Regions from separate parts of the Homo sapiens genome. Here region 2 is linked to region 1. The links are chromatin loops, found by intact Hi-C in ENCODE. Cell type or tissue: tibial artery. All regions are shown on one strand. Links, peaks and the distances in the headings refer to the core of each region. The heading gives the core; the rest is flanking DNA. Region 1 overlaps DAPK1 (death associated protein kinase 1). Region 2 overlaps LOC124902198 (a long non-coding RNA gene).

Evidence for each region. Peaks named below come from ENCODE experiments on the same cell type or tissue, not always from the same donor. Only the 100,000 strongest peaks of a DNase experiment are listed, where the experiment ranks them.
Region 2: a loop joins it to region 1, with 2.5 times the contacts of the local background. A loop is called at or near these places in 4 of 110 quality-filtered maps.

What each region holds. Positions count from the first base shown.
Region 1 is chr9:87,686,691-87,703,180 of GRCh38, reverse strand. DAPK1 (death associated protein kinase 1) reads right to left here. Exons shown (of 26, transcript NM_004938.4): 21 at 16,442-16,490; 22 at 5,977-6,174; 23 at 4,387-4,525; 24 at 2,944-3,064; 25 at 1-152. Among named protein-coding and RNA genes, the nearest start is that of CTSL, 31 kb to the left of the region's middle. RefSeq lists enhancers at 1-643, 2,453-3,652 and a silencer at 9,002-9,220. In tibial artery, for the core only: no CTCF peak of the experiment used is centred there; no DNase peak of the experiment used is centred there.
Region 2 is chr9:87,739,765-87,756,254 of GRCh38, reverse strand. It overlaps LOC124902198 (a long non-coding RNA gene), which reads left to right. Exons shown (of 2, transcript XR_007061644.1): 2 at 3,898-4,502. It also overlaps the pseudogene EIF3JP3. Among named protein-coding and RNA genes, the nearest start is that of CTSL, 22 kb to the right of the region's middle. In tibial artery, for the core only: no CTCF peak of the experiment used is centred there; a DNase peak (open chromatin) is centred at 8,395; H3K27me3 peaks cover 416 bases.

The sequences.
Region 1 (16,490 bases), core at 5,092-13,091:
AGGTCCTCCTCGCTGGCCAGGGGGTTCAGCTGGTCCTGCACGTCGTACACAAACTGCTGCAGCGACATCAGCTGGTTGGGTCCATTGAGCTTCCTCCAGGAAGGCAGCGTGGAGATGATTTTCTCACACAGGTGAGTCATGGGAGGACAGACCTAGAGGGGGCAGGGCCAGACAGGTTAACTCACCTGCAGCTGTGGGTGCCCTGAGCAGAGCCACAGTGGAAAGGACACCTTTCATTCAGGCGCCTTGCAGGTGATTTGATGAACGAGTGGGTTTTTTTGTTGTTGTTGACGTTTTTTTTTCTTTTTTTAGACTGGGTCTCGCTATTGCCCAGGCTGGTCTCAAACCCTTGGGCTCAAGTAATCCTCTTGTCTCAGTCTCCTGAGTAGCTCCGACTACAAGTACACACCACTGTGTCTGGCTAGTTTGTGTTTTTTGGGTTGAGTACTGGGGCAGTTGTCTTTTAGACTTGCTTTTAAGCCTCATCTATTGCTCAAATATAAAGTTTTATAAAGGCTCTTTAGTTCATGTTAAATAGATTTTGAGTCTTCTAGGAACGTTTTTGGAATTGTGGACTCAGTCACTCAATCAACTAATGTTCACCAACTCCTAATGTTTCACTCCCTCACTTTTTCCTCCCTCCCTCCTTTCTTCCCTCGCTCTCTCTCTCGTGACTGTTTCACTCAGGCAATGATCACTTTATGAACAGAGGAAAAGAGAATGAGTATCATCATCAATATTAGAGTGAGTGTTTACCAGTAAATTAGGCATTCGTGGGGACTGTTGTTGAAATATTGTTTCCAATTAGACCCATTCTTGGTATGTAGGCTGAAGTGGATTTTTAACCTTTTAACTTGGTTAATTAGATCAGCATATGTTACAGACTCACGTAATCCACATACCTCTGAATTAGAAACCACATAAGCCACAGGCTACACCGTGCCATTAATTCCGCACTCCCCTCTCAAATTCTTTTGTGTCAGCTAAATTCCACTCTGCATTCAAAAACAAAATTCTCAGGGGTGAGTGCAGTTGATGTGGTGGGCTCCACCTGCCTGAGCTCAGGAGTTTAGGGGTTGGGCGGGGGGTGTCTGAGAAGCAGCAGATCATGCCAGAGCCCAGCTCAAAAATCTCCAGGGACACTCCCTCCTGCCTCAGGAATGCAGCCTCAATCCAGACCTGGTGGGGAAGCACAGGGGCCCTCAGAGACCACTGTTAGTTCCCAGATCACCGCCCCTGGTTTCTGTGACAGATTCCTCCCAGGCCTCACCGGACTACCCCCTATCTTCTGATGATGCCACAGTGGGACCCCAACGAGGATATCTGGTGTGAAGGGCAGGGTTTTCTGGAGACAGGAAAGGGTTTCCCGAGAATTCTGGAAGCACATCTAGAACCAGAATCTGGTGCGGGAAGCACAGCATTTTCTTATTAGCAAAGCAGTTAAAAAAAAAAAAAAAAAATACACCCAGAGGCAGCTTCAAAGGTAAGAGAGGGAGACAGGCATCTGCCCGCATTTGTCCTCAGGCCTCGGCAGCAGGAAGACTCCAGAGTGAATGCCACCACTTCTCCACTGGGACGCTCGCCCTTTTCTTACCAATTCCGGAGAGCTTTTTGAACATTACGGTGTGACCATTTATCTGTCCAAAGCATTGAGAATGCTTTTTCCCAGCCTATTTCACCTTTCAACTTTGTTTACTTAATTTGTTTGCTAGAAAAAAATTTTAAAAATTTTTACATTTTCAAACAGGTATATTTTCTTTTAAAATTTCTAGGGTTTTAGATCTTGGTTTAACAGGTTCCCTCAGTCCCTAGTTATTTTGAAAATACACTCTCCACAATTTCTATTCAAGGTATTTATTGTTTCATGTTTTTACTTAAAAGCTTTAATCCATTTATTTTTGGACTTTGTAGGGTGTAGGAATCCAACTTTATTTCCTTCCAGACAAATAGCCAGTTGTGCCAGGTTCATTTATTAAATAATCTTTACCCCATTAAATTCAAATGACATATTTATTTTCCATTATATTTCTAAAGATATTATGATTTACTTCTATACCCTCTAAGCTTTTCCTCCTATTTAACTGTATTGATTATCAGGGGCTTTATAATAGGTTTAATGAATTTTTCCATGGAAATTTTAAGATAAAAATCCCAATCCCCTCAACCCATTCAGATGCTAACTGAAATTGTATTACATTTATATAACTAGGGAAAAATAAAATAGTCATATCTTGCAACCCAAGAATACAGTCTCATTCCCTTTGTTCATTTATTCTTTTCTGTCTTTCAAAAAAGTTTGTGACTGTTTTTCTACTTTTCTGAATTTTCTAAATATTCCACAATAAGTCACTTTTGAATTTTTTGGTTTTTTCCCAAAATTGGCCAGGCATGGTGGCTCACACCTGTAATCTCAGCACTTTGGGAGGCTGAGGTGGGAGGAGCACCTGAGCCTAGGAGTTCGAGACCAGCCTGGGCAACATAGTAAGACCCTGTCTCTACCAAAAAATCAAAAAAATTAGCCAGACATGGTGGTGCGTGCCTATAGTCCTAGCTACTTGGGAGGCTGAGATGGACAGATTGCTTGAGCCCTGGAGTTCAAGGTTACGGTGAGCTATGATCACACCACTGTACTCCAGCCTGGATGACAGTGTGAGATCCTGTCTCTGAAAAAATAAAATAAATAAATAAAATATTGTTAAAGAAACCAATAAATCGGTAAGAATTTCATAAAATTGAAGTGGTCCACCTTGCCCATAATAACCCTTCAGCTCCCATCATCTCCTTGTTTCTCTATTCTTCCTTTCTTTTCCCAGGGCACTAGGATAAAGACATGTCCAGGCAGACACCTCTTACTGGGTCCTACTATGAAGCAGTTCCCTGAAACCAGAGGCAAACCAGGAAGGAAGTACAAAGGGGTCCAGGCTCTTTCCATGGTGTACTTACCGAAACAATCTGGCTTCGTATTTCTTGCAGATGATTTCGAAGTACCTTCATGTCCTTTGACCCAGAAGCCCCAGCATCCAGAACAAACAGCTTATTTGAAATGTGAAGATCATTTCCAAACCTAAGGGAAGAGCAGCAGCCTCCTCAGCAGTGAGTCAATGTCCCCAGGCCTTTTAATGGAGGGGCCAGGCTCCTACTGGCTCAAGAGGCTGGTAGGAGGGAAGGAAAGTTCTGGTGTCCTTGCAAAGGCCCCTCCCCATCCCTGCTGTTGGTGGGCTCTGCCTCATCACAGTGGGTGCAGAGACTTGGGGAAACTGGCATATAGTCTGAGTCATAGGAGCGGGACCTTCAGGTTTGCATGAAGCAGCAGGAGCACAGCATGGAAAGATGTCAGCTTCTCCCGAGGCAGGAAAGGTGAGGCCTAATGCTCGCACCTTACAAGTGAGGACAAGAGATACTGTGGAAAGTGGAGGGACTAAGAATAGAGGTGTGAATGCAAAAGCTACATCACTGACCTAAAAATATTAATAGAAGCCCCATTTTTATATCTGGCAACAGATATAGTGTCTCAAGACAATAGATAAATGTCTCAAGTTGATAATGCAAGATCAGAGATACTAGCATATTATAGAAAGCTGCAGGTTCAAACTGTTTTGATAGACTCTGAGTAAAAACATATATTTTACATCATAATCCTGTACATACCCATACTCATCAGTGAAACAAACGTTTTACAAAATAATACTTGACATCTGATCTATCCTATCCTGTCCTGTCCTTTCCTGTCCTATCCTATCCCATTCCATTCCATCCCATTTTAAAAAGAATTGGCCACGACTTCCTAAATGAATTTTAAGACTCACTAGTAGGTTGCAACTTATATTGTAAGACATACTGATTAGTGTTTCTGAACACTGAATACTGAGTACTGAAATCTAAACAGCTAAAAGAAGTCACCTCCGGGCAGTGTTGCTGGGAGGTAGAAAGAAGGGGGTTGCTTTCATCACGTGCTCTTCATTTGTATTTGATTTACTATGTGGATTCATTGTTTTAATAAAAATGAAAAATAAAGGTTGTGCATCCCTAATCCAGAAATCTGAAATGTTCCAAAATCCAAAAACCTTTTGGGCAAAGACAAGACATGCAAAGGAAATGGTTATTAGAGCATTTCAGATTTAGAATTTTTGAACTAGGATGTTCAACTGCTATGTATATGTACATATATTAAAATCCAAACAAATAAGAAATCAGAAACACTTCTAAAGCCGATCATTTCCAATAAGGGATACAAGACCTGTACAAGAAAAGAGTTGACCAAGAAAGAAAGACCTTTAAAACCTTTCTCTGGTTCATGAGACTTCCTTTGTACTTTTCACACCTCTGCTTCAGTTCTCAGGGAGAGGAGGCTACCCGTGAGCTGGAGACTAAGTGGCTGCCCCTCACCTGTTCCTAATCTCTTTCAGCAACGATGTGTCTTTGTCATATCCAAACTCGCCTCCAGCCGGTCGAGGAACATTCATGATGTCAGCGTGGGTGGCCACCAGGACAACTTGGAGTGGGTTCTTCAGCTTGCCACCGAAGGCTGGGGGCAGAGAGGGAACTGCTTCAGGGGGTGGGTCCTCCTACCTGGCTGCCTCTCCTGCCCAGGTGAGGGCGGTGTGTTGGCCTCATGCCCAGGCCGACTCTCCAGGTACAAGTGCAACATGCCACAGAGATGAAGGCCCCACGCCTGCTGTGCACTGTGACCCTAGAAGGCCCCAGCATGGCCAACGACAGGATAAGCCTATCTCCTAGGCCACAAGGAAAATTGCTCAAAGTGGACCAGAATGACTAAAGGCAGTTTCTCAAGTCTCCAAATAGCCCCTACTTACAAGGAGAGGGAAAATTTAACCTGTGACAAAAGGGATGCCGCTTACAAGACCAAAGAGAGACGCCTGAGTGCAGCAACACCACAGAGATGGGTCAGAGGTAAATGACCTGCAAGTCACACAAAGAGCCTCCCACTTCGGGGAGTGTTTAAAACAAAGGAAAAAAAGGACAAAGAAAGAGGCAAAACTGGCAGTACCCAGAGGGGCATTAAGCCCAACTCCTTGTATTATATGCTTTTCCGGAAAGAAAAAAAATTGACTGCTGAGTATTGCATTTCACCAGGGAAGGCTGCTTCTCTTGTTGTGGGCAAAGACCAAAGGAAGTTTATTTCATGTTATCCTCTCCTCTAGGAATAAAGTTAAGATAACACATTCAGTCAACATGCTCCCTTTCTTCATTTCTCTCTCTTTTTTTTTGAGACAGGGTCTCACTGTGTCACCCAGGCTAAGTGCAGTGGCACGATCTTGGCTCACTGCAGCCACAGCCTCCCAGGTTCAAGCAATCCTCCTGCCTCAGCCCCTGAAGTAGCTGGGACTACAGGCACATGCCACCACACCTGGCTAAGTTTTTGTATGTTTTGTAGAGATGAGGTTTTGCCATGTGGGCCAGGCTGGTCTTGAACTCCTGAGCTCAAGGCATCTGCCCACCTTGGCTTCCCACAGTGCTAGGATTACAGCCGTGAACCACTGCACCCGGCCTCTTTCTTTGTTTCTTAGTGGAATTACAGGATGAAGAACTGCTCATTCTGCTGACTAATTCTGTACCCTTTAGGTAAAGGTGCAGTAGCTATCCAAGCAGGGATTCCATTTTGCACCCAACATACAATGACCATGGCTCTCAAGTGTAGAAAAAAAGTGAGAAATGCCTCTCAAAGGATTGTTCAAAGTGGGCCTTTGAGGCAGGAATATGCAATCATGAAACAAAAACAGCCTGCAGAATACCACGAACACTTGAGCCTCATGAAGCTTCTCAGAGTGGAAGTCTCCCAGCAGGAAGGAGAAAGGAAGTTGGCTCAGCTGTTAGCCACAAACGGTGGGATCTGCTCATGGCCTGGTGCAAGGCCAGCAGCAGCAGTGGCAGGAGCAGGGCAGAAGCCTGGAAGGAGGAGGCGATTCCTGGCCAACCACAGGTAGGACATCACTGGCCTGCAGGGACTTAGCTCACCTATGGGTTCTTCAACTGGGACAAGGGACTTCAGGAAACTGAGCCAGAAAATCACTTGGTTCAGCTGGATCTCATAGGGCTCTTCTAGACTAAAGACAACAACATGGATTGACGTGGGATCATTTGCAGCAAAATAGTCATAACAGCAGAAATACACAGGATTTCCAGAGAACTCCCACACGCTGAAATCGCCAACTCCTACAGAAAAAGAAAAATGATAACAATCGTGAAACACCACTAACCAAATTTCAATCATAAATTCTCTTAGCGTTCCACGGATTCGAAGTAGGCATAGTGATACTTATGGCATTCTTCTGTATGTGTATACATCTTGTTATGACTTGGGTATGGTTTGTTCCCCACTAAAACTCATATTGAAATCACTCAGTGAGGTGATGTGGGAGGTGAGGCCTGGTGGGAGGTGTTTGGGTCCTAAGTGCAAATCCCTCCCAAATGGCTTGGTGCTGGTGGGAAGGAGTGAGTGAGTGAGTGAGTGTGTTCTTGCTCTTGTGAGAGTGGATTAGTTCTCATGGGAATGGATTAGGTCCTGAGAACGTGGATTGATGTAAAGCAGGTTTTTGTCCCTTCCCGTGTGTCCACTTACCCTTTGACCTTCTGTCACATTTAGACCCAGCTCAAAAGCTCTCACCAGAATCAAAGCAGATGCTGGTGCCACGCCCCTTGAACTTCCCAGTCTGCAGAGCCATGAGCTAAATGAACCGCTTTTCTTATCAATTACCCTGTCTCAAGTATTCTGTTATAGCAACACAAAATGAACGAAGACACACATCTACTGACGTGCAGATCGACTTGTGTCACGCGTACATATCTACAGCATGTATATCCATGTCTGTTTTTCTACTTATGTCTGCACCTGCTTAACTCTTTCCCTAAGTACCTTCATTATTATGTGTGTGTATATATGTATCTATATCATGACTACTTCTAATACCCTGGAGTGCTACACACACACAACATGCATGTACACATATATGTGCATGCCTGGGTGCTTACATGGAAATGTGTGTGTGTGTGTCTGTATACATATATATTTTGTATTACTCCCCCTCAAATATTGGTGTATTAAAAAAAAGAGAGAACCACCTGGGGAAAAAACAAAGATCCATCAGGTCATATTACGCAGAAGTGTGAACACCACATCCATAATAATAATGACACGGTTGTAGGCTCACATATCCTTAATACAGACACTCCACCTTCACTTGCAGAATTTACTCCTGACAAGGAAGGAGCCGGGGACAAACTGCCCACATTAGGTTTGTGATTCCCAAACTCACAAAGTCCCATAGAGGATTAATTGAGAGAAGGTGGGTGAAAAGATTTTGTGTCCTGAATAAATATACATGAATTTTGGAACGTGCCAGGGTATAGGATATTGAATGTAACAGTGACTATGAAAAGTCACCTGAATTTGGCTCAACAGGGACTGACTTGGCCAGGTGACTGAGGGCCCTGTCCAGGCTGCTCAGAAGAAGCAAGAAGCATGCAGGGGTGTGAGATGCAGAGCTCAGCAGTTCTGCCTACACAGGAGGTGCTTGGATCTGGGAGGAGGTGGGGTCCTTCAGGCAGGAAAGTGTCAAGCAGGGGTCAAAGGTTGTATGTGGGGGCAATTGCTTTCCCATACTGGAGCTGTGAAGGCTGCCCATTTCCCCAGAAATATCTGCAGATTAGATTCCACCTGGAGCTCCCAGGACTCCCGGAACCTCCAGTGGACCTGAGATGCCCCCTCTCTACACTGCCACATCCTGCCAGGACTGTGGCCGCCCACCACTGGCCTCTGGGGCGGCCTGGCCAGGGCCACTTCCATTACAGGATTTGAAGGCTCCCTTCACCTCGTTTACCCCTCAGTGCTTACTCTGTACCCAAAATCCTGCAGTCAAGATGCACTCTGAGATCTAAAGGGTTTTTCTCAGACTTGTAGTGAAGCAGGAGGGACCACCCTCCAAAGCTGGCTGCTTAGGCCAAGCATGGAAAGTTCTGGTACCCAGAAATTGGCTCTTGGAGTGTGGGGTCCTGAGGTGGGTTGCGGCTGGGGCTGTGAGAGATCAGATGGGAGCAGGGCCTGGGGTCCCAAGACAAGTTTCTCTTCTCTCTGTGCTGCCACAGCCAGCTCTGCTCTGGGGAGCTCAGAGGAAGCCCAACTTTTAAGAGAGCAAAATGCACACAGACCATGAACTCCCGCAATTTTTGCCCCTGGTGCAGGGGGACCCTTCACCCATGTGGGCCCTGAGATTAGCTGAGGGAGCTGCCTGGAGACTGCATGACAGTATTGCTCCAGAGAGGGAGCTCAGGCTGGCTCCCACGCACTCTCTGAGTCCGAAGCAGCTACAGTGCGGCACCATTTGTATGTTCCAAACACCCGTAGACTGCATCCTGCTCTGTAGCCCAATGGCCTCGGCATCTCTATATCCCTAGAGCCCCACTGACATCTCTGCCTGCAGCCACCACCTTGGCTGGCAGCTGCCACCAAGGTCTAGGCATAACCCATTGACAGAGACCCCACTGTCCCTAGCAGAGTAGTGGCTGTGCATTTTCATCTGCCCCAAGGACAGAATCCCCTGTCTGCAGCCACTGCTGCTGTGTCCACTGAGTCTAAAGTATGTGCAAATCATACACTCCCCAGCTGGCCGCATATGGCTGCTGACAGTGAAAGCAGGACCACTCTTCCCAGTAGCAGAGCCACAGTGCAGCCACTGCCTCCCTGACTCAAGCATTTTGCCAGAGGCTGGGGATCACATGCACCACCAGGGGACCTGACGACAGGCCTGCTGAGCTTGACTTCACAATCCCCTAAGAGCCTGAATATGCTGTCTGGGGACCTGGGGATCACCTAGCCCAGTCCACCACCACTGGCACCTGAGCACTCCTCTTAGTGGCCTGAGGTCACGCCCATCCAACCTACCACTATCATCACAGCTGGCACTCACCTGTATATGCCACCTGCAGGGCTAGGTACTGGCCTGCCTAGCCCATTGCAGCCACTGCCAACATCAGCACAGATTGCTTGGGAGCCAGAGGGCTGTCTCATTATGACTACTGCCATCACTCACACCACGCCTGCTGCCCAGGGAACTGAGAACCTGACTACCCACCTGGCCCACTGCTACTACTACCAGCACTTGAGCAAGCTGTCTGGAGGCCCAAGAATCAACCTACCTGGACCCACTAGTATCAGTACCAGCATATACCACCCTGGGGCCCAAGGACAGGCATGCTCAGCCCACCACTGCCACCACTAGGTTCTGAGGACTGGCCCACGTGGTATCCCCATCTCCAGAAAAACTTTACCACAGCCTCCACTAACAACCATACCCTAAGCCACTGAGAAAATTACAGGCACCACTGGAGCTGCTTACAGCTGAAAAAAAATCGTATGGCCACTATGCTACTGCATGCACCCAGAATCAAAGCCAAAGTGCCCTACTCAACCAACACCATAGACACATCTTCAGGAAAATGCCCTCCCCTATGAAAGCAAGTTCAAAAAGTTCAAAGAAGTGACTATTATACCGGATGCACAGATATCAATGTAAGGACACAAGAAACATGAAAAAGCAAGGAAATATTGCACCTCCGAAAGAGCACAATAACTCTCCAGCAACAGATTCTAATGAAAAATAAACCTATGCAATCTAAAAAAAGTACTCAGAATCATGACATTAAACAAGTTCAGTGAGGTACAAGAGAATCCAGAAAAACAATACAAAGATATCAGAAAAACAACTCAGAATATTATGAGAAGTTTACCAAAGAATCAAAATAGAAATTCTAGAATTGAAGAACTTCTTGAATAAAACAGAAAATTTATTCAAAAGCTGCAACAATAGACTAGATCAAGCAGAAGGAAGAATTTCAGAAATTGAAGACAGGTCTTTTGTAATAACCCAATCAGACAACATTAAAAAAATAAAAATAAAAAAATAAACAAAACTCTTGTGACATATGGGACACCATAAAGCAATCAAATATTCAAGTTTTTGGTGTCCCAAAGGTAAAGAGAAACTGAAGGAGATAAAAAATCTATTTATTAAAATAATTGTTAAAAACTTTCCAGGTTTGGCAAAAGATTTGGAAATCCAGATGCAGGAAGCTGTAGAGCTCTCCAAACAGATACAATCGAAAAAAGGTCCTCTCCATGGCACATTATAGTCCAATTGTCAAAAGTCAAAGACAAAGGGAAGTCTGAAAACAGAAAAAAAAAAAAAAAAAAAAAAAAAAAAAAAAAAAAAAAGTCTAGTCACTTACAAGGGAACGCCCGTCAGACTCACAGCAGATTTCTCAGCAGAAATTCTACTGGCCAGGAGAGAATGAAATGCTATATTCAAAGAACTGAAAGAAGGAAATTGTCAGCCAAGGATACTACAGACAGCAAAGTTATGCTTCATAAGTGAAGGAGAAATAAAGTCTTCCCCAAAAACAAGACAAGCTGGGGGAAGTGATCATCACTAGATCAAATCTATAAACAATGCTTAAAGGAGTTCTACACCTGGAAGTGAAAGGACAATTCTTTCATCATGAAAACACACGAAAGCATAAATCCACTGGTAGAGGAAACATATTAAGGAAGAGAAAGGACTCAAATATTACAACTACAGAAAGCCACCAAACCACAATGATAATGAAGGAGAAAGGAATAAAGAATATATGAAACAACAAAAAACCAATTAATAAAATGACAGGAATAAACCCTCACATATTAACAATAACCTTGAATGTATATGAATTAACTTTTCCACCTAAAAGATACAGACTGGCTGTTTGACTAATAAAACATGGCCCAACTATATGCTGCTGACAAGAAATCCATTTTATCTATAAAGATACATATAGATTGAAAGTAAAGGGATACAAAAAGATATTCCATGAAAATGGAAACCAAAAGTGAGCGAAAGTTGCTGTACTTATATCAGATAAAACAGACTTTAAGTCAAAAAAAAAAAAAGAAGGTCATTATATAATGCAAAAGGGATCAATTCAGCAAGAAGATATAACAGTTCTAAACATATATGTATCCATCACCAGAGCATGCAGATATTTACAGCAAATATTATTAGATCTATAGGAACAGATAGACTTCAATACAACAATATTTGGGGAATTCAACACCCCACTTTCAGCATTAGGCAGATTATACAGACAGAAAATTAACAAAGAAACACTGAATTTAAACTGCCTGTTAGACCAAGTGGACCTAACGGACATTTACAGAACATTTTATCCAACAGCTACAGAATACGCATTTTCTCATCAGCACACAGAACATTCTCCAGGATAGAACATATATCAGGACACATGAAAAGTCTCAACAAATGTAAAAAAAATTGAAATCATATCAAGTATCTCCTCAAACCACAGTGCAGTAAAACTAGAAATTGATAACAAGAGGAACTTTGGAAACTGTACAAATACATGGAAAGTAAACAACATGCTCCTGAATGACCACAGGGTCAAGAAAGAAATTAGGGGAGAAATTTAAAAAAATTCTTGAAACAAATGAAAATCAAAGCACAAGACCAAAACCTACAGCCAAAGCAATGCTAAGAAGGAAGTTTATAACAATAAACACCTACGTCAAAAAATCAGAAACGTTTCAAATAAACAATCGAATGATGCACCTCAAAGAACTAGAGAAGCAAAAACAAGCCAAACCACAATTTAGCAGGAGAAAAGAAATAATAAAGGTCAGAGAAGAACTAAACAAAACAGATACTAAAAAAATACAAAGAACTGATGAAATGAAAAATTGTTCTTTTATAATATAAACAAAATTGCTAAACCATTTGCTAGACTGACCTAGAAAAAAAGAGAGAAGACCCAAAAGAACAAAATGAGAAATGAAAAGTAAGGTATTACAACTGATGCCACAAAAATACCAAAGATCATCAGAGGTTATTATGAACAACTATACGCTAACTGGAAAATCTAGAGGAAATGGATAAATTCCTAGACAGATAATTTACAAAGATTGAATCAGAAAGAAATAGAAAACTAGAGCAGACCAATAATGAGTAATGAGATTGAACTGGTATTAAAAAGCCTCCCCAAAAAGAGAAGTCCAGGTTTGGATGTCAGAAGAACTAATGATTCTCCTCAATCTATTCCAAAAAAAACTGAAGGGGCAGGAGTTCTCCTTAATTTATTCCATGAAACCAGCATTGCCATGATAACAAAACCAGAAAAGAATGTAAAAACAACAACAACAACATCATCATCATTATAGGCCAAGATCCCTGATAAACACAGATGCAAAAATCCTCACAATATACTAGTAAACCAAATCCAACAGCACACAAAAAAGATGATACACCACAATCAGGGATGCAAGGATGAGTTGACATAATACACCACATCAACAGAAAGAACAAAAGCCATATCATAATCTCAACAGATGCCGAAAAAGCATTTGACAAAATTCAACATCCCTTCATGATAAAAGCTGTCAACAAACTAGGTATAGAAGGAACATATCTCAACATAATAAAGGCCATACATGACGAACCCATACCTCAACATAATAAAGGTCATACATGATGAACCCATAGCTGACATCATACTGAATAGAGAAAAGCTGAATGCTTTTCCTTTAAGATCTGAAATAAGACAAGAATGCCCCCTACATCACTCCTATCCAACACAGTACTGGAATTCTTAGCCAGAACAATCAGGCAAAGGGAAAGAAATAAAAAGCATATAAACTAGAAAAGAGAAACCCAAATTGTCCCTCTTTGCAAGTGATATGGTCTTATAACTACAGAAACCTAAAGACTCCACCAAAAAACTCTTAGATCTGAGAAATAAATTCATATTAAATAGGTAAAGTTGCAGGATACAAAATCAACCTACAAAAATCAGTAGCCTTTCTATACATCAAAAATGAACTAGCTGAGAAAGAAATCAAGAGGGCATTTCCATTTACAATAGCTGCAATAAAAATAAAATACTCAGGAATAAATTTAACCAAAGAGGTGAAAGACCCCTACAAGGAAAAGCACAAAACACAGACGAAAGACACTGAGAGGACACAAACAAATGCAAATACATGCTGTGGTCATATATTGGAAGAATCAACATTGTGAAAATGCTCATACTACTCAAGGCAATCTACAGATTCAATGCAATCCCTATCAAAATACCAATGTCATTTTTCACAGAAATAGAAAAGACAATCGGAAAATTTGTATGGAAACAAAACAGTGGCCAAACAGCCAAAGCAATCCTGAGTGTAAAGAACAAAGCTAGAGGCATCTCACTACTTGACTTCAAAATACACTGCAAGGCTATAGTAACCAAAACAGCATGGTATTGATATAAAAACAGACACATAGACCAATGGAACAGAATAGAAAACTCAGAAATAAATCCAGGTATTCATAGCCAAATAACTTGACAGAGGCAATAAGAACACATACTGGGGAAAAGAACACCCTTGTAAATAAACGCTGCTGGGAAAACAGAATATCCATATGCAGAAGAATGAAACTGGACCCCTGTCTCTCACCATATTCAAAAATCAACTCAAGATGGATTAAAGACTTAAATGTATACCCTAAATTATAAAACCAGTAGAAGAGGACAGGCTTCAGGACATTGGTCCTACAAAGATATTGTGGATAAAACCTCAAAAGCACAGGTAATAAAAACAAAAATAGACAACTTAGAGTGTATTAAACTAAACAGTTTTTGCACAGCAAAGGAAACAATTAACAGAGTGAAGAGACAATTTGTAGAATGGGAGATATTTTGCAAACTATTTATGTGACAAGGGATTAATATCCAGAATATACAAGGAACTCAAACAGCTGAACAGTAAAATAACAAACAATCCCATCAAAAAGTGGGCAAAGGTCTACAGTAACCAAAACAGCATGGTACTGGTACAAAAACAGACACATAGACCAGTGGAACAGAATAGATAACCCAGAAATAAAGCTGCACACCTACAGCCACCCAATCTGCGACAAAGTTGACAAAAATAAGTAATGGAGAAAGGACTCCCTATTCAATCAATGGCGCTGGGATAGCTGGTAAGCCACATGCAGAAGAATGAAACTGGATTCCCACCTTTCACCATATAAAAAAAAAATTCAAGATAAATTAAAGCTGTAAATGTAAAACCTCAAAACTATAAGAATCCTAGAAGAAAATCTAGGAAACACCATTTTGGATACTGACCTTGGGGAAGAATTTATAACTAAGTCCTCAAAAACAATTGCCAACAAAAACAAAAATTGACAGGTAGGACCTAATTAAAGAGCTTCTGAACAGTAAAAGAAATTGTCAACAGAGTAAACAGACAACCTACAGAATGGGAGGAAATATTCACAAACTATGCATCCAAAAAGGCATAATCTAAGATCCAGAATCTATAAGGAACTTAAAGAGTTGAACAAGTAAAAACCAAATAACCCCATTAAAAAGTGGGCAAAGGACACGAACAGACACTTCTCAAAAGAAGACATACAAGTAGCCAACAGACATATGAAAAAAAGCTCAACATCACTAATCATCAGAGAAATGCAAATCAAAACCACAATGAGATACCATTTCACACCAATCAGAATGGCTATTACTAAAAAGACAAAAAAACAAGAGATGCTGGTGAGGGCGTGAAGAAAAGAGAACACCTATACGTTGTGGGAATGTAAATAAGTTCAGCCACTGTGGAAAGAAGTTTGGAGATTTCTCAAAGAACTTAAAACTACTGTTTGACCCAGCAATCCCATTTCTGGGTATATATCCGAAAGGAAACAAATTGTTCCACCAAAAAGACACATGCACTAGTATGTTCATTGCAGCACTATTCACAACAGCAACGACACGGAGTCAACCTAGGCGCCCATCAATGGCAGACTGGATAAAGACAATATGATACATATACATCATGAAATACTATGAAGCCATAAAAAAGAAGAAAATCATGTCCTTTGCAGCAACATGAATGGAGCTGGAGGCTATTATCCTAAGTGAATTAACACAGGAACAGAAAACCAAATATGGCATGTTCTCACTTATAAGGGGGTACTAAACATTCGGTACTCATGGATGTAAAGATGGCAACAATAGTAACTGGGGACTACTAGAGGGGGTGGGAGGGAGGGATCATTTGTACCCTAAACCTCAGCATCATGCAATATGACCAGGTAACAAATCTGCACAGGGACCCCTGAATCTAAAATACAAGTTGAAAAAGAAAGGAAAACAAAAATGAGCAAGAACCTGCATAGAAATTTCTTAAAAGAAGACATACAAATGGCCAACAGGTAAATGAGAAAAATGTTCAATATCACTAATCATCCAAGAAATGCAAATCAAAACCACAGTGAGACACCCTCTTACACCAATCAGAATGGCTATTATTAAAAAGACAAAAAAAAAATAGCAGAAGCTGGCAATGATGCAGAGAAAAGAGAATTCTTATATACTGTTGGTAGAAATATAAATTAGTACAGTTATTATGGAAAATAGCATGGAGATTTCTCAAAAAGACTAAAAATTGAGCTAACATATGATCTAGTAATTCCACTACTGTGCATTTTTCCAAAGGAAAGGAAATCAGTATATCAAAGGGATACGTGCACGCCCATGTTTACTTCAGCACTATTCACAATAGCAAAGATACGGAATTGACCTAAGTGTCCATCAAGGAACAAATGAATAAAGAAAACGTGGTATACACATAACAGAACACTATTTATGCACAGACATAAAACAGAATGAAATCACGTCATTTGCAGCAACATGGATAGAACTGGAGGTCATTATGTTAAGTCAAATAACCCAGGCACAGAAAGATAAATACTGCATGTTCTCATTCACATGTGGGAGCTAAAAAAGTTGATTTTATGGAGGTAGGGAGTAGAATGATAGATACCAGAGACTGGGAAGGCTGTGTGTGTGTGTGGAGAGGGGAATGAAGATAGGTTGGTTAATGGGTACAAACATGCAGTTAGATAGAAGAAATACATTCCAGTGTTCAATAGCAGAATAGGGTGACTATAGTTAACAATGCGTTGTATTTTTCAAAATAGCTAGAAGAGAGGACTTGAAATGTTCCCAACACATAGAAATGATAAAAACTCAAAGTGACGGACACCTCACATAATGTGACTTGATCATTACATACACATTCTATACACGCAATGAAATATCACACGTACCCCATAAATATGTACAAATATTATTAATTTACTCCACAGTCATTTATCAAGCACTTACTGTATGCCAAGTGCTTTACTAGGCGCTGACAATACCCCAGTGTTTAATTTCACTGTTTAGGGATGGTAGCCAGCCATGCTTCAGTCCTGGCTCACTCTGAATATCAGTCTGTGTTGGATTTCCTTCTGGAAGTGACAGATACAGCTCAGGACAAGCTCCCTTTAGGGATGACTTACAACCCTGTTGAAGGGAAACCTGAGGTCCTTCCCTTGGGGCAGGCAGGGCATACCATTCAAATAAGCGTTCTGGATGTCGATGGCCTTGGTGGACTGGTCATC
Region 2 (16,490 bases), core at 4,957-12,956, 53 kb before region 1:
TGGCAATTTAGAAGTATGTAATATATTCTTATTAACTGTAGATAATTAATGATCTGTCTACAGTCACCATCATGGTACAGTCACCATGATGTACAACAGATCTCTGGAACTTGTTCCTCCTGGCTGTGATGGCTACATAGGATTTCTTCATGTGGACATACCTATTGGTAGGCACTCAGCCTATCTCCAGGAGTATAACATTTTTCCAATTATAGATTTGGACAGTGATATACAAATATTCTCCCATATTTGTATTGCTATTGCTCTAGATTCTTGGGGGAATTGCTCCACCAATTAGTATACTATTTAAAACTTCTGTAAAGATTTCCAAATTATCCTCCAAGAAATCTGAACTAAATGACACTCACAGTGTGGGTCTTCCCCTCCTCCTGCCATCTTAGCCAACCCTGGATGGATCAGTGGAGAATTTACAGATTCAAATTCTTATAGGGATTTCTCTAAGGTAGAAGTCAATTCATTATGAAAATTGTTACCTTTGTCTTCAATATTTTTTTAAAAATGGTTTAGCACCATCTGTAATGATCTCTAGGGGATAATCGATTTATAAAAATATAATCCTGTGACAGTACACTTTTTCCCAAGGGTGGCCGGATATCAATCAAAGGAAAATATTGCTCCTTTTCCACCTTATCTCTCCATATTATACTATATGCAGGTTCAATGAAAACAAATTTTGAATGTTCTCAAGAAAATATCAGCTGGTGTCAATCTTCCCTTACCCTCCAATCACATGATTGTTCTTTCCAAATGCCTAAACGTGATTGGTTATTTATTGTTAAAACCCCAGTGTTTTAGTTCATAAATCAGATTATTGAGCAATAACTCCACAACTGCAGGCAGTAATTAGGGGCATGAGAAGCCTACATTGTTGCCATATGCATATTACCCAAAACATTGACCCTTTCCCAGTGCTTGAGATGACAACTGCAAGGAACTGAGGGGGCTTGGGGGATGAGGAGGTTGGGGTCAACAGGAAAGGCTGCAATGGCAGTAGCAAAAGGTCCCACAAGCCATCTCTTTTGCAGGTCTCTAGGATCATAACCATCTGCCTATCATAGCTGAGGATGAGGCATGAGAGGTCATGCAGCCCTGACCCAAATATGTGCACTGGGGTAAGAGGGAGCTAAGGCAAGAGGGTAAAAATGGAAAGTTTGTGAGTGGTGAACAGTTGAATAAGGTAAGAGAAGGCAATGGATCCTTGAAGACTTGACTCTAAATTGGTCTGATATATTCTCTGCCTTGTGAAGGAGTCCTAGCACTAAAAAGTCTTCAGGTGGGGATTCATAATTTTGTATTCACAGACCTCTTGGATTCATGGAAAGATTTCATAAAGCCTGTATTCATCAGGGTTCTCCAGAGAAACAGAACCAACAGGAAGTAGATAAAGGAAGAGAGATATAGTTACAGATAAATGTATTATTAAGAATTGGTGGGCTGGGCGCAGTGGCTCATGCCTGTAATCCCAGCACTTTGGGAGGCCGAGGCGGGCGGATCATGAGGTCAGGAGATCGAGACCATCCTGGCTAATATGGTGAAACCCCATCTTTACTAAAAATACAAAAATTAGCCAGGTGTGGTGGCGGGTGCCTGTAGTCCCAGCTACTCGGGATGCTGAGGCAGGAGAATCGCTTGAACCCTAGAAGCAGAGCTTGCAGTGAGCCCAGATCGCGTGACCACACTCCAGCCTGGGCGACAGAGCAAGACTCCATCTCAAAAGAAAAAAACAAAGAATTGCCTCACATGGTTATGGAAGTTGAGAAGTCCTAAGATGTGAAGTTGGCCAGGTAGACACCCTGGCAAGCCAATGGTATAGTTCTAGTCTAAAAGCTGACAGTCTCAAGACCCAAGAAGAGTAATGTCCCAGCTCACAATCAGGCAAAAGGAATTTCTTCTTACTCATGGAAGGGTCAGCCTTTTTGATTCATTCAGGCCTTTCATTGATCAGATGAAGGCCACCCATGCTAAGCAGAGCAATCTGCTTTCCTCAGTTTACTGATTCAAATGTCAATATCATCCAAAAACACCTTCACAGACACACTTAGAATAAAGTTGGAACACATATCTGGATGCCCCAGGGACTAGTCAAGTTGACACATGAAATTAACCAGAACAATTCAATTCTGCCCCTTGTCAACTTGGTGCCCATATGCATCTCCTGAAACCATACTCAATCTTCAAAGAAAGATAATCAGAAGGTCATAATTCTGATTAACCTGATACATACAATTGACAATGCACTAACCGTTTTCCTAGAAGACAAGGTAAGGTCTTTGAATGATGTTTCCTCTTTGATACCATGTAGCTTAAACACTAAGATATGAAATTAATTATATTTAAACACTATTATATAGTTGGAACATCTTATGTTACATGACTAAGGAATAAGAGAAAAAGAAAACAAACATATTTTATATATATATACACACACACACACATATGTGTGATAAGTAAACACACACAAAGTTTGTGTATTTGCCAATTCTACTAAAGACACACACAAAACGTTCATTTTAAATCTTTGAGTTTAGGCTTGATTTAGTGACTTGCTTACAATGAAAAGCATATGGCAGAAATAATGGAATGTCTCTTTTGAGCTTAGGTTACGAAAGACTTCAGCTTCTTTTTTGGTTGTTCTCTCTCTCTCTTTTGGACTGCTTTCCATAGGGAAAACCAACTGTCATATCATGAGGCAGCCTCATAAAGGGGCCCATGTGTTAAGAGACTGAAGTCTGCCAAAAACCACGTGTGTGAGCTTGGAAGCACATCCTGCAGCACCAGTTGAGCCTTCAGATGAAACAGCAGCCCCAGTCTGTAGTTTGACTGTAACCTTACAGACTGTGAGGCAGAGGCATCCAGCTAAGTTGGGCCCAGCTGCAATTACAAACTGATATAGCCATTCAGGTTTTTAAGGTTGTTTTTACCACTTCATAACCTGCCTACTCCTGACTTATACAATGCCTCCCTCCATGTATTCCCCAAAATATAGACATTCACCGAAGTCCTTCCTTGACCTTTCTTTCATGTTAACCACTTTTATAATATCAGCTTCCAATTCCATGTGGATGGATGACTTTGAAATATGTATCTGTTAACACTGAATTCTTTCCTGACTGGGCTATACTTCAAACTTTACATTTTTTTTTACTAGACCTACCTAGAAATCCTCTGGTACTTCAAACTTTACTAAAGACAAAATAAATGGTCTTTATCTTCATAACTGTTTTGCTTTCTGGGTTTCTCTTTTCTTTTCATGATATCACTTTAGCCTTGGCAGTGAAGTCACTGATATCATGAACAGAAGGGAGAGATCCAGGAAGCAAAACAATTATGAAGATAAAAACCGTTTGTTTTGTCTTTAGTAAAGTTTGAAGTACCACAGGAATCCCTTTAAAATAAGTTGTAACATCTGACATTTGTCATTTGTAAAATTAATGAGTATACTTTTTATGCTATCACCCAAGTCAATGAGAAAAAAAAATTACAGTAATATCAACTCAGGAGTGACTAACATGGATATTAAGTCATTGACCATGGTCAAAACCTTTGCTACTAACAGCCAAATAGGCTACTCTAGACTGCACCTTTTTAGGTTGTCTTGTGGTATTCATGAACTGTAACCATTTTAAGATGTTAAAAATTAAATCTTTCTTATGTAATTAAAAAAATAATCCTATAAACTCTTAAAAAAATCTTTGAGACCATAAAGAGGAAATAGACCCATATAATTAGGCATTCCCCATTCCCTGTATATGATCCCTTCAACATGCCAAAACCAGGGCAATCTCAATATGAGATTTGGAAGTTCTGCTGAGTTACTAAGTCCACTCTGGTACTTTATGTTTGTTATTTCTTGTGTCTTATTCCCTCCCCCATTAGTTGCTGCCTCCCTGACTTGGTCTCATTGTCCTCAAATCAGACCTGCAGCTACGGTCCAAAGCATCTGTAAACTTCATCCTCAAATGCACAGGATCCACTGAGGACCCAACTTGTACTGCTGAGAACTAACCTACCTTCTGAACAAGGAGTCTGATGTTTCTTTGGGATCATTGTTAGAATGCCAGATAAAATAACATGTAAGAGTTCATTGTAGATCACACAGTCTGATCCGAGGAAGCAATAATCCCTTCTTTTAAATGCATTTTCTAGTCACAGTGTCCTCTGTCCAGGTGCTGATCTCCCACTCTAGAAGGAGGAATCAGCAATGGCTGAAGGCACAGGTCTCCCAGGTTCACAGTCCCACTGCCGGGCAATTAAAAAGCCTTGGTACATCACACTCTGGGGACTGTTGTGGGGTGGGGGGAGGGGGGAGGGATAGCACTGGGAGATATACCTAATGCTAGATGACGAGTTAGTGGGTGCAGCGCACCAGCATGGCACATGTATACATATGTAACTAACCTGCACATTGTGCACATGTACCCTAAAACTTAAAGTATAATAATAATAATAATAATAAATAAAAAAGAATAAAATAAAATAAAATAAAATAAAAAGCCTTGGTGTTGGGGTGTTCTGCCTGAGTGTTTCCTTGGCCAGCATCCCAGATTTGTGGTTCACGGAGCAAGGTCCATACAAGGTCACCATTGCCAGGCTAATTATTGTCTACACTGGGGATGTGGCCTGTGAATCCTCTAAATCCACCCACAGTGCACAGTACCCTACTCCTCATGCACACTTCCAACTTCCAAATTTCTATGTGCTTCATGTAGAAAGTTACTGACATGCAACACTCAGGAGTAGTGTCAGGGATGGTTGCAAGACTCTGCGGAAGTGAGTAGAATTTGATTAAGAAATATGTGAAGTGGTAAACGAGTGAGTTTTTCCCCAAGTTCAAAGGGATAAATGAAACTAAATAATGATTTGAATGATATAAGAAACATGTTTTAGTTATATCAGAAGGACAAACAAAACTGTTACATATCCCATCTCCCCAACCAAAGCATCTTGAGGACAGAGACTTTGTTTTACAGTGTAGGGGTCCCCAGTATATGATAGACACCCAGTAAATACCATGGCAGAATGATAATTAGGCTAAGAGAAGAATTGTTGCTAATTTGGCTACAACTCCCCGGGACCCTGGCACTTTGCCCACAGCTCAGTGGGTCTCAGGTGGACTTGGGGAATTTCTCCTGCCCCCAGGACACAGGAATCCTAGACCCTCCTTGCTATCCTAGAGATGCTTAGAAGTGCCTCAGGGAACTTAGAACTCCTGTGTTCTTTAGAGAGTCCCCATCATCAGAAGCTAGCCAGTGTCCTCAGCAGCGGTCCTCTAAGGCCTCACCACTCCATTCTCAGGGGCCTGGTGGATTCTGGAACTCTGCCAGAGTCCTGCAGGACAATGCAAGAGGTCCATGTGGGTGGCATCTGGGCTGGCAAGCCACGGGCCACCAATCCTGCCTGAACCCATCAGTTTTCAAACACAGGGAGCTGGGACCTTCTTCTGCTGCCCCTCTCCCAGGGAACCATGGAGGGACAGTGAAGAGAAAGAGAAACAGCTTGAGGTGTGTGAGATTACTGGTACAAACTAGCATGAAGGGTATTTAAGGTAAGACTCAACAAAATATCTAATCTAGTGATATCAAGAATAACAGCATAGTGGCCGGGTGCGGTGGCTCACACCTGTAATCCCAGCACTTTGGGAGGCCAAGGCAGATGGATCATCTGACGTCAGGAGTTTGAGACCAGTCTGACCAACGTGGAGAAACACCATCTCTACTAACAATAGAAAAATTAGCCAGGAGTGGTGGTGCATGCCTGTAATCCCAGCTGCTTGGGAGGCTGAGGCAGGAGAATTGCTTGAACCCAGGAGGCAGAGGTTGTGGTGAGCTGAGATCATGCCATTGCACTCCAGCCTGGGCAACAAGAGCGAAACTCTGTCTCAAAAGTAAATAAATAAATAAATAAATAAATAAATAAATAAATAAATAAAAGAAAAGAAAAAGAAAAACAGCATAGTACAGTCATCTGGGACAATGCTGTTGCATTTCCCCTAGCATCTAAGGAATTTTTAGGCATTGCCACACCAGGCAACAAAGCCTTTCTGAAGTACCATGGGGAGTTGCCCACTCAGCAAGAATAGTTTGATCATTTTGCCCAATGATGAAAGGGAAGAAAATTGGGAACTTCTCTGAACTTGCATTTCTCGCTTATATTTTTTATTTTTCTTTTGGATTGTAGAAGCAGTGAGAACTATTTATGCTTTTTCTTTTTCCTACTTATTTTGATTGAGATAAATGGGGAAGTTGATAAATAAGAATGTTTTGCTGGAAATACTAAACGTTGATAACCATAATTACGGAATACTCCAAAGCTTCCATTTTAAAACCTGTTTGCATTTCAGACATGTCTGCACTAAAACAGTAAGTGGAAAAAAATGACAAACCAATAGAAGCAACAATTCCAGTGCCCTTTGACTTTATGAGTTTCCTACTCAATGGCAAAGGTTTGGGAAGAAGATAACTCAAGTCTCATTTCTGGTATGCATAAACTTTGGGCAAATTACTTTCAGTCTCGAAGGCTTGATTTTAACCACTATAGATGTGTATAACAGCAATGACCTCATAATTTTGTGTTAAAAATTAAATAAGATACCGTGAGTGTTGATATAATCACCCATCTCCAGAATTCCTCCTTTGAAAATAGACACACAATAGAACATTCTGTGACCTTAGAAAGGAAGGAAATCATGTCCCGTGCTGCCCCATGGATGAACCCTAAGGCCATTGTCCTAAGAGTAAGAGCATGGTCACAAAAAGGAAAATATTGTGTGAATCTACTTATACAAGTTATCTAAGGCAGCTAAGTTCATAGAAATAGAAAGTAGAGTGGTGATTAGTGGGAACTGGGATGGGGAGGAAAACAGGAGTTGTTGTTTAATAGGTGTAGTTTCCATTCTACAAGATGAAAAAGTTCTGAACATCTGTTTCTCAACAAGGTATTCAATTTTTTTATTCTTGTTTTAGAGGGATTTAAGGTACCTTTGGGATCAAAAATTTTAGGAGTACTGGAAAATTGGTGGTCATATAATTCATCCACTTATGAAGAGCAGGAATATTCTAATATCCAGCACACTTCTTACTTCTGTCTGGATTATACCTCCTGCCGTGTAGCAGTTAAGTACTTCCTTTCAACAAACATGCACCATTTGTAGTGCCAGGAAGGAAATACATTTTCTCTTCCCTCTTAGGTTCACTGACTGGGAGGCTCTGCAAGTTTGACTCACAAGAGACAGATTAACAGGAGAAAATAATAGAAAGTTTACTAATATTTTACATACACAGGAGTTCACAGAAAGGAAAGGAAAGTCAAAGAAATGGCTAAACTCAGAGGCTTATGTGCCATTTTAACAAAGGAAAGAAGATTTGGGCTTTGAGGAATGATTAATTGTGGAAAAGTGACTAGGAAAACTATGTGGGAACTAATGGATTATCCTGCTTATTTAGGGAGGCTTGTTTATGCAGACTTATTTTGGTGTTGGCTCTCTGTCCCTGGTGACAAGTGTTCCCTCTCCTCATCCTGGTACAGGAGAGGGGGAAATCCATGCCACCTTAACAAAGGGAAATTTATGCCCGGGTTTTAGGCATCCGAGGGGAGAGCAGAGAAATAATCTTCTATCTATTGATTTTTAGTTTCTTTACACTCAAAATAATCCTTAAAATGGCATGCTCTGGGGCAAGGGGGGTGGAAGGGGAGGTGTCATGGTCGTTTTCACGAGCTGGATGCTGATTCTTCTTTGAATGCTCGCTAGTGTCCTTAAAATGTCACCCCCACCCGCACCCCCAGGCTCAAGCACAATATTCCAGACATGACACCATGAAATAGGCATTAACAGCACTATTTCCTCCTTTATCTTGCTTTTTAATCTCATTATTGCAAACTTTTAAAGTGTCCAAATCACGTTGATAACCATCTCAAAGTGACCAGCAACCAAAAACTAAGACTTTTTTTTTTAAGGACACTACTAAACCATTTCTACTTTTTTCTTGTAGTTGCATCACATGAATATGGCTACATATATTTTTGTTTTACTTTTGTTACTTTTTTATTTTTATTTTTTCTGACTCTTTGGCTACATATATTTTTAGATAAAATTTGACACACATACATATATTTAATCTCAACATAAGGCTTTACATTTACGCACAGTAAATTTTATTCTATTAGTTTTAAACTTTCTAGGGTTTGGAAGTCCTCTTCTTTCTGCCTTTCTGTTTAAAATCCTGATTCTTTTATTCACGGTGCATGCCCTCTGTCATGGGCATTTGTTGTTCTGCCTCCCTGGTGAAGCCATCCTGGTTTCCTGTGGAGATTGCTTTTCACAGAGCAATCCATGTGCTGTAGCTGAGGTGACCATCCCTCTCATCCTGAGGCCAGCATGGGACCCAGGCAGGGCCAAGCAGCACCAGCCCAGACACAACTGGGAAACCCACTTTCCTCCAAGGAGGATAAAAAGTGAGCCTGGCTGGGAGTGTGTGCAAAACAGAGGACAGTAGGTCCTGAAGGTGGGAAGAGATGGAGTGCTGATGACGATCTGTGAGCCCTGCATCCAGCCAGGTCTGTGCCACCCAGGTCCTCCTCTTGCATAAGTAGCTTCAACATTGGTTTCTGTCTCTTTCAGTCAACAGACTTGTCTTATAGAGCATCCCTTCAATGGTCACTGAAGCTTCGACAAATCATTTTCTTATAGGAGGGGCTGGTGTTAACAAGGGGCCCAGGGAATTAGTTCCAGAGCTGTGTTTCCCCAACAAAAACAGTTTTTGTCTTTCATGTTTGTTTGGGTGGCTTAGTGGGGTGGGATGGATTTTTGTGTGTGCCCTCAAGCACATCTACAGTGAACTCATGTTTTACAAAGTTGCCAAGAACAAACATTGGGGAAAAGACAGTTTCTTTAATAAATGGTGCTGGAAAAACTGAATATCCATGCAGAAAAATGAAACTAGACCCCTATCTCTCACTATATACAAAAATAAAATCAAAATGGCTAAAATTCGAAACCTGAAACTATGAGACTACTACACAAAAACATTGGGGAAACTCACCAGGACGTTGGTCTGGACAAAGATTTCTTGAGTAACACCCCACAAGCACAGGCAACCAAAGCAAAAATAGGCACATAGGATCATACCAAGTTAAAAAGCTTCTGCACAGCAAGGAATACAGTCAATAAAGTGAAGAGGCAACCCATAGAATAGGAGAAAATATTTGCAAACTACCCATCTGATAAGGGATTAATAACTAGAATATATAAGGAGCTCCAACAATTCTATAGGAAAAAAGTCTAATAATCTGATTAAAAAATTGGCAAAAGATCTGAATAGACATTTCTCAAAAGAAGACATACAAATGGCAGGCTGGGTGTGATGGCTCACGCCCATAATTCCAGCACTTTGGGAGGCCAAGGCTGGCATATCACTTGAGGCCAGGAGTTCAAGACCAGCCTGGCCAACATGGTGAAACCTCATCTGTACTAAAAATACAAAAATTAGCCAGGTGTGGTGGCACACGCCTGTAATCCCAGCTACCTGGGAGGCTGAGACAGGAGAATCACTTGAACCTGGGAGGTGGAGGTGGCAGTGAGCCGAGATCACGCCACTGCACTCCAGCCTGGGCAACTGGGCAACAGAGTGAAACTCCATCTCAGAAAAGAAGAAGAAGAAGAAGAAGAAGAAGAAGAAGACATACAAAAGACAAACAGGCATATGAAAAGGTGCTCAACGTCACTAATCATCAGAAAAATGCAAATCAAAACTACAAGGTGGTGTCATCTCACCCCAGTTAAAATGGCTTATATCCAAAAGACAAGCAAAAACAAATGCTGGAGAGGATGTGGAGAAAACATAACCCTTGTACCCTGTTGGTGGGGATGTAAATAAGTACAACCACCGTGGAGAACAGTTTGGAAATGCCTCAAAAAACTAAAAATAGAGCTACCATACGATCCAGCAATCCCATTGCTAGGTATTTACCCAAAAGAAAGGAAATCAGCATATCGAAGAGATATCTGCACTCCCATGTTTGTTGCAGGATAGCCAAGATTTGGGAGCAATCTAAGTGTCCATCAACAGATGAATGGATAAAGAAAATATACATATACACAATGGTACATATACACAAAGCACTACTATTTCAGCCATAAAAAAGAATCAAATCTGTCATTTGCAACAACATGGATGGAACTGGAGGTCATTATTTTAAGTGAAATAAGTCAAGCACAGAAGTACAAACTTCACATGTTCTCACTTCTTTGTGGAGCTAAACATTAAAACAAGTGACCTCATGGAGATACAGGGTAGAAGGATGGTTACTAGAGGCTGGGAAGGGTAGTGGGAGTGTCAAGGGAAGTGGGGATGGTTAATGGGTACAAAAAAATAGAAAGAATGAAACAAACCTAGTATTTGATAGCACAACAAGGTAACAGTAGTCAATAATAATTTACTTGCATGTGTAAAAATAACTAAAAGAATATAATTGGATTGTTTATAACACAAAGAAAGGATAAATGCTTGAGGAGATGGATACTCCATTTACTCTGATGTGATTATTACACATTGCGTGCCTGTATCAAAATATCTCACATAGCCCATAAATATATACACTTATTATGTACCCACAAAAATTACAAAGTAAAAAAGCATTTAAAGTACCTTCAAGCTTCCTGTAAGCGTCACCACCATATTCATTCAAATGACTGATAAATCTCATTGAGAGATCCAGTCAAGGACACACCCCAATTACTTGCCACCAGAAACCAAGTGCAAATTGACAGTAACGAACACTGTTTTATTTAACTGTGCCTTAGCCTTCTTTTGTTCAGGAAATCTTTTTAGCCTTCATGTTGTAAGATTTTCTCTTTAAAGTTTCAACAAAACTTCAGAAAAATTTATCCCCTTAATTTATTCCTGTTATTAAAACTTTCTTTTCTAAGTATAAGTGGGACCTTAAACCCCATTACCAAATCATTATGGTGGGATTACACTACAGATTCCAATGATCACAAGAATACTGTGGCCAGACACAGTGGCTCATGCTTGTAATCCTAGAACTTTGGGAGCCTGGGAAGTGGAGGTTGCATTGAGTCACGATCACGCTACTGCACTCCAGCCTGGGTGACAGAACCAGAAACCCTATTTCAAAAAAAAAGAACACTGCTTTCCCACCTAATAAGTACTTTTAGAAGTTACATTAGGAAAACTGACTGTTCTCACAAGGGTTCTAGAACCCATGAGTTTGAAAATTGTCTTTAATATGTATTAGGTTTGTGCAAACATAATTGCGGTTTTGCCATTTAAAAGTAACGACAAAAATCGCAATTACTTTTGCACCAACCTAATACATTGTCAGAAACATTTGGGATAAACTTAATATATAATAACATGTAGTATGTTTATATTAACATATAATAATGAGCAGTTTTTTAACTTTATTTTTGTTTTTTATTTTTCTTTTTTTTTTAATTATTTTAAGTTCTAGGGTACATGTGCACAACATGCAGGTTTGTTACATATGTATACATGTGCCATGTTGGTGTGCTGCACCGGTTAACTCGTCATTTACATTAGGTATATCTCCTAATGCTATCCCTCCCCTCTCCTCCCACCCCACGACAGGCCCCAGTATGCGATATTCTCCGCCCTGTGTTCATGTGTTCTCATTGTTCAATTCCCACCTATGAGTGAGAACATGCAGTGTTTGGTTTTCTGTCCTTGCGATAGTTTACTGAGAATGATGGTTTCCAGCTTCATCCATGTCTCTACAAAGGACATGAACTCATCCTTTTTTATGGCTGCATAGTATTCCGTGGTGTATATGTGCCACATTTTCTTAATCCAGTCTACCATTGATGGACATTTGGGTTGGTTCCAAGTCTTTGCTATTGTGAATAGTGCCGCAATAAACATACGTGTGCATGTGTCTTTATAGCAGCATGATTTATAATCCTTTGGGTATATGCCCAGTAATGGGATCACTGGGTCAAATGGTATTTCTAGTCCTACATCCTTGAGGAATCGCCACACTGTCTTCCACAATGGTTAAACCAGTTTACAGTCCCACCAACAGTGTAAAAGCGTCCTATTTCTCCACATCCTCCCCAGCACCTGTTGTTTCCTGACTTTTTAATGATCGCCATTCTAACTGGTGTGAGATGGTATCTCATTGTGGTTTTGATTTGCATTTTCTGATGGCCAGTGATGATGAGCATTTTTTCATGTGTCTGTTGGCTACGTAAATGTCTTCTTTTGAGAAGTGTCTGTTCATATCCTTCACCCACTTTCTGATGGGGTTGTTTGATTTTTTCTTGTAAATTTGTTTAAGTTTTTATAGATTCTGAATATTAGCCCTTTGTCAGATGGGTAGATTGTAAAAATTTTCTCCCATTCTGTAGGTTGCCTGTTCACTCTGATGGTAGTTTCTTTTGCTGTGCAGAAGCTCTTTAGTTTAATTATGAGCAGTTTTATAGCCATAGACTCCTATGTGCAAAAATGCATATTCTTGACCCTTCCCCTGTCTCCCATCCCCTACCTCTGTGGCTCAGGGACTCACACCCAAAGGTGACTTCTCTGCTCTCCTTTCAAATCCTTCTCATGTTCTGAACCTTCTCTAGGCTGGGGCAGAAACTGCTGTCTTTTGTTCATAGAATAAACTCCTTTAATGCTCTTTGTAATTTATTTATTTGAAATAGTTGCTTTATAAATCATTGCAAATGTCATAATTGTTAGCAATTTATCAAACTGTAGTTAACTGGTGCAGTTTGTTGAGCATATTTTATAAAGGAAAAGAAAGGAAATGCCAAAACCCTGGTAAAGTTGTTTTATTGCAGCCCAGGAGAACTAAGATTTGTTTCTCAGACACTTAAATCAGGCAAACAAAAACAGGTAAAGAGTCCTGAAGCCCCCATCTGAAGCACTTCATCAGTAGAAATAGTTTGATAAGTAATGTCACCACCCAAGGGGTTCACCTTGCCCACTGTTTAGACAGAGCCAATTTCTCAAGACAGGGGAATGGCAATAGAGAAAGAGTAATTCACAAAGAACCGGCTGTGTGGGAGACCAGAGCTGTATTATCACTCAAATTAGTCTCCCAGAAGAGCACTTGGGGAGCATAGTTTTTAAGGACAACTTGGTGGGTGGGGAGAGGCCAATGAGCCAAGACTGCTGATTGGTCAGAGAAGAAATAATAGGGAGTCGAAGCTGTCTTCTGTGCTGAGTCAGTTCCTGGGTGGGGCCACAAGGTCAGATGAGACAGTTTATTAATCTGGGTGGTGCCAGCTGATTCATTAAGTGCAGGGGCTGCAAAATATCTCACGCACTGATCTTAGGAACAGGTTAGGGAGGGTCAGAATCTTGCAGCCTCCAGCTGCATGACTCCTAAACCATAATTTCTAATCTTGTGGCTAATGTTAGTCCTGCAAAGGCAGTAGTCCCCAGGCAAGGAGGAAGTCTGCTTTGGGATAGGGCTGTTATCGTCTTTGTTTTAAACTATAAACTAAGTTTCTCCCAAAGTTACTTCAGCCTACACCCAAGAATGAACAAGGACAGCTTGGAGGTTAGAAGCAGGATGGAATCAATTCAGTTAGATCTCTTTCACTGTCTCAGTCATAATTTTGCAAAGGTGGTTTCAGTAACTAGACAGTCTTTGTATTCAAGAGAATCCACAACATGTGATGTTATAATGGAGAGGCTTACCCTCTTCAGATTCAAAGTTGGAAGGCTTTGGTCATTTAATTTTAATCAAACTAGTGCTTTTCAGCCACAGTATCTTCACTCTGGCATAAGCAGTCTTCTTCACAATGTATTTTTAATAGCCTCACATTCAATTTTAAGACAAAGCAATTTTCATACTAGGTGCATGCCACATGCCCTTGCTGCAGCTGCTTTTCTTGACAAGTTATGAAGTAGTTCAAGGAGGTATGGTTAAGGCTGTATTACTGAATAGTGCTGTTGAGTACTACACAATTTATTTTGTCTTGTTGCAGCCTTTTGTTTCCAATTTTCAGTGACTGCCGCTATGAAATCTGAAACCAAAAATGACATTATTAGGTTTGCTTTGTTTTGGACTATGATTTAGTAGCAATTGAGGTTCCTGATTTTAACCCCTTGGCAGCAAGATCCAAGCTCCCTCATTTGCACGTTAACACCTAAGTGTCAAGGGGTTAAATAACCAGCACGAAAGAGACTGCACTTTGGATTGTAGCATTTGGCAGAACTGAAAGGAAAGGAAGTTGTGCTGTGCGTTGAAGGGGTCGTGGGCAACATAAAGATGACACCAGGAAAAGATGCAATGTCACATGACATTTTCATAGTCTTGTGCATACCCTGCATCATCACCACCATAATTTACCAGATCATTTGTCATGGTGGCTTTTAATCTCCCTCCAGGAACCATACCTTTGTTCTTCTTTTTGGCTTGGCTTTGCTTGCTTCTGTTTTTCACTTCAAAGCACAATGTATTGAGAACCTTTTTCAAGTCATCAGTTTCCAATGACATACACACATCTCCAACTAAGACTTCCAAAAAACTGGCATAATATAGTGACTTTTTATTTTGTGTAATTTTATCTTTTAGTAACTTTCCAAACTCTGTAAGGTCATCCCTTGAAGATGGGTTTACAGCATCCGATCCATATACAGTAGTCTTAACACCAAAAGTTGCCTTTGCTAATTCCATGTCTGACTCTTCCTGTGATTTCTCCAGCTGCGGTTTATCTGCTAATTGTTCCTCTGGTGTTAGCAGCTGGAGTTCTTCAGGTTCTTCTAACCCCTTTTTAATTTCTTCCTGCCCTTTCTTCTGTTGCCGTTCTTTCTTTTATCTTCTCTGTTAGTTTTTTCTTTTCTAAAATGTTTATTTCTGCTTCCTCTTTTTTCTTTTTCCTGTCATCACCATCATCCCAGTTATCCCAGACGTCCTCATCCTCGTCCTCTTCCTTGCTTTTGCAGCGGTCCCCCACCTCCTTCACGGGGCTTCCACAGACAATTTTTCTGCACCCCAGGAGTCAGAGTTCCTCTGCCGTTGCCAGAATTAAAAAACAAGCAAACGAACAACAAAACAAAAATAATTTTTTCGCTCTCAATGAGTCTGGTCTTCTGAAAGTCAAATTTTTTTTAGCTATTTAGAATATTATCTCTGCTGCAATTTTCCCCTAACATTATATTATGCAAATATTCAAACATACAATAAAGTTGAAAGAATTTTTACAGTGAATACCATATATCTACCTCCAAGATTTTATCATTAACATTTTAATCTTTGTTTTAATTCACATCTGTAGATCTATTTTTGCCTCTATCTGTCCATTAGTTCATGTTATTTTTCACGTGTTTTCAAGAAATTTGCAGGTAGTGCTTCCTCCTAAATACTTTAGCGCGCATATCATTAACAAGGGTTTAATACTTGTTTTAAAATCCTAGTTTTACCATAAAATTTACATTGATTGAAATGCACAAATCTGAGGTGTATGTTCTTTGAGTTTTGACAATTGCATATACCAGTACGACCCAAGTCCCTATCAAGACATACAACTTACTGTTATTCCAGAAAGTTCTCTCATGCCCCTTTCCTGTCTAAAGCACTGCTATAATTTCTTTTGTGTAGTATCTCATATTTTTAATGTGCAATTCTATGAAATTAGAGCAATTTGTAAAAAAATTAGGTATTCTTTGTTTGTTTTTAAAATTAATAAACATAATTTTTAAGAGCTAAGTTTTGTTCCTATCAAAATTGGGTGGAAAGAACAGGAAGTTCCACGCCCTTCTTCTCCAAACCCCTACAACCTCTCCTCCTCCACCACTATCAACATATGCACCAGAGTAGTCCATTTCCTACAGTCCAAGAACCTACAGTGACTCACCATTATCATCCAAAGTTCATAATAAACACTAGGGTTCACTCTTGGTGTTGTGCATTCGATGGGTTTTGACAAATGTATGAGGACATGGATTCACCATTATAGTATCACACAGAATAGTTTCACTGACCTAAAAATCTTCCGTGCACTCCCTATTCAGCCCTTCCTACTTCCTAATCTCTGGCAACGATTGATGATTTCACTGTTTCCATAGTTTTGCCTTTTCCAGAAAGACATATAGTTGGAATACAGTATGTAGCCTGGATTCTTTCATTAGTAATACACATTTAAGTTTCCTTCATATCTTTTCATGACTTAAGAACTCATTTCTTTTTATGGCTGAATAATATTTCATTGGCTGGATTTACTACATTTATTTATCCATTCACTTACTGAAGGACTTCTTGATTACTTCCAAGTTTGGGCAATTATGAATACAGCTGTTATAAATGCTCTTGTGCAGATTGTGGAGTCCTAATTGGGAAAGGGTAGTCAGGCTGGCAGGATGGAGGGAAAGCAAAAAAAGAAAGCAGATAAGCTATGAGTTTGCCTTTTCTTCATGGTCCAGGACGCACAGTCCTCCTGCACAAATAACTTACAATCTTCCTGCACCCAGCTATCACCAGAC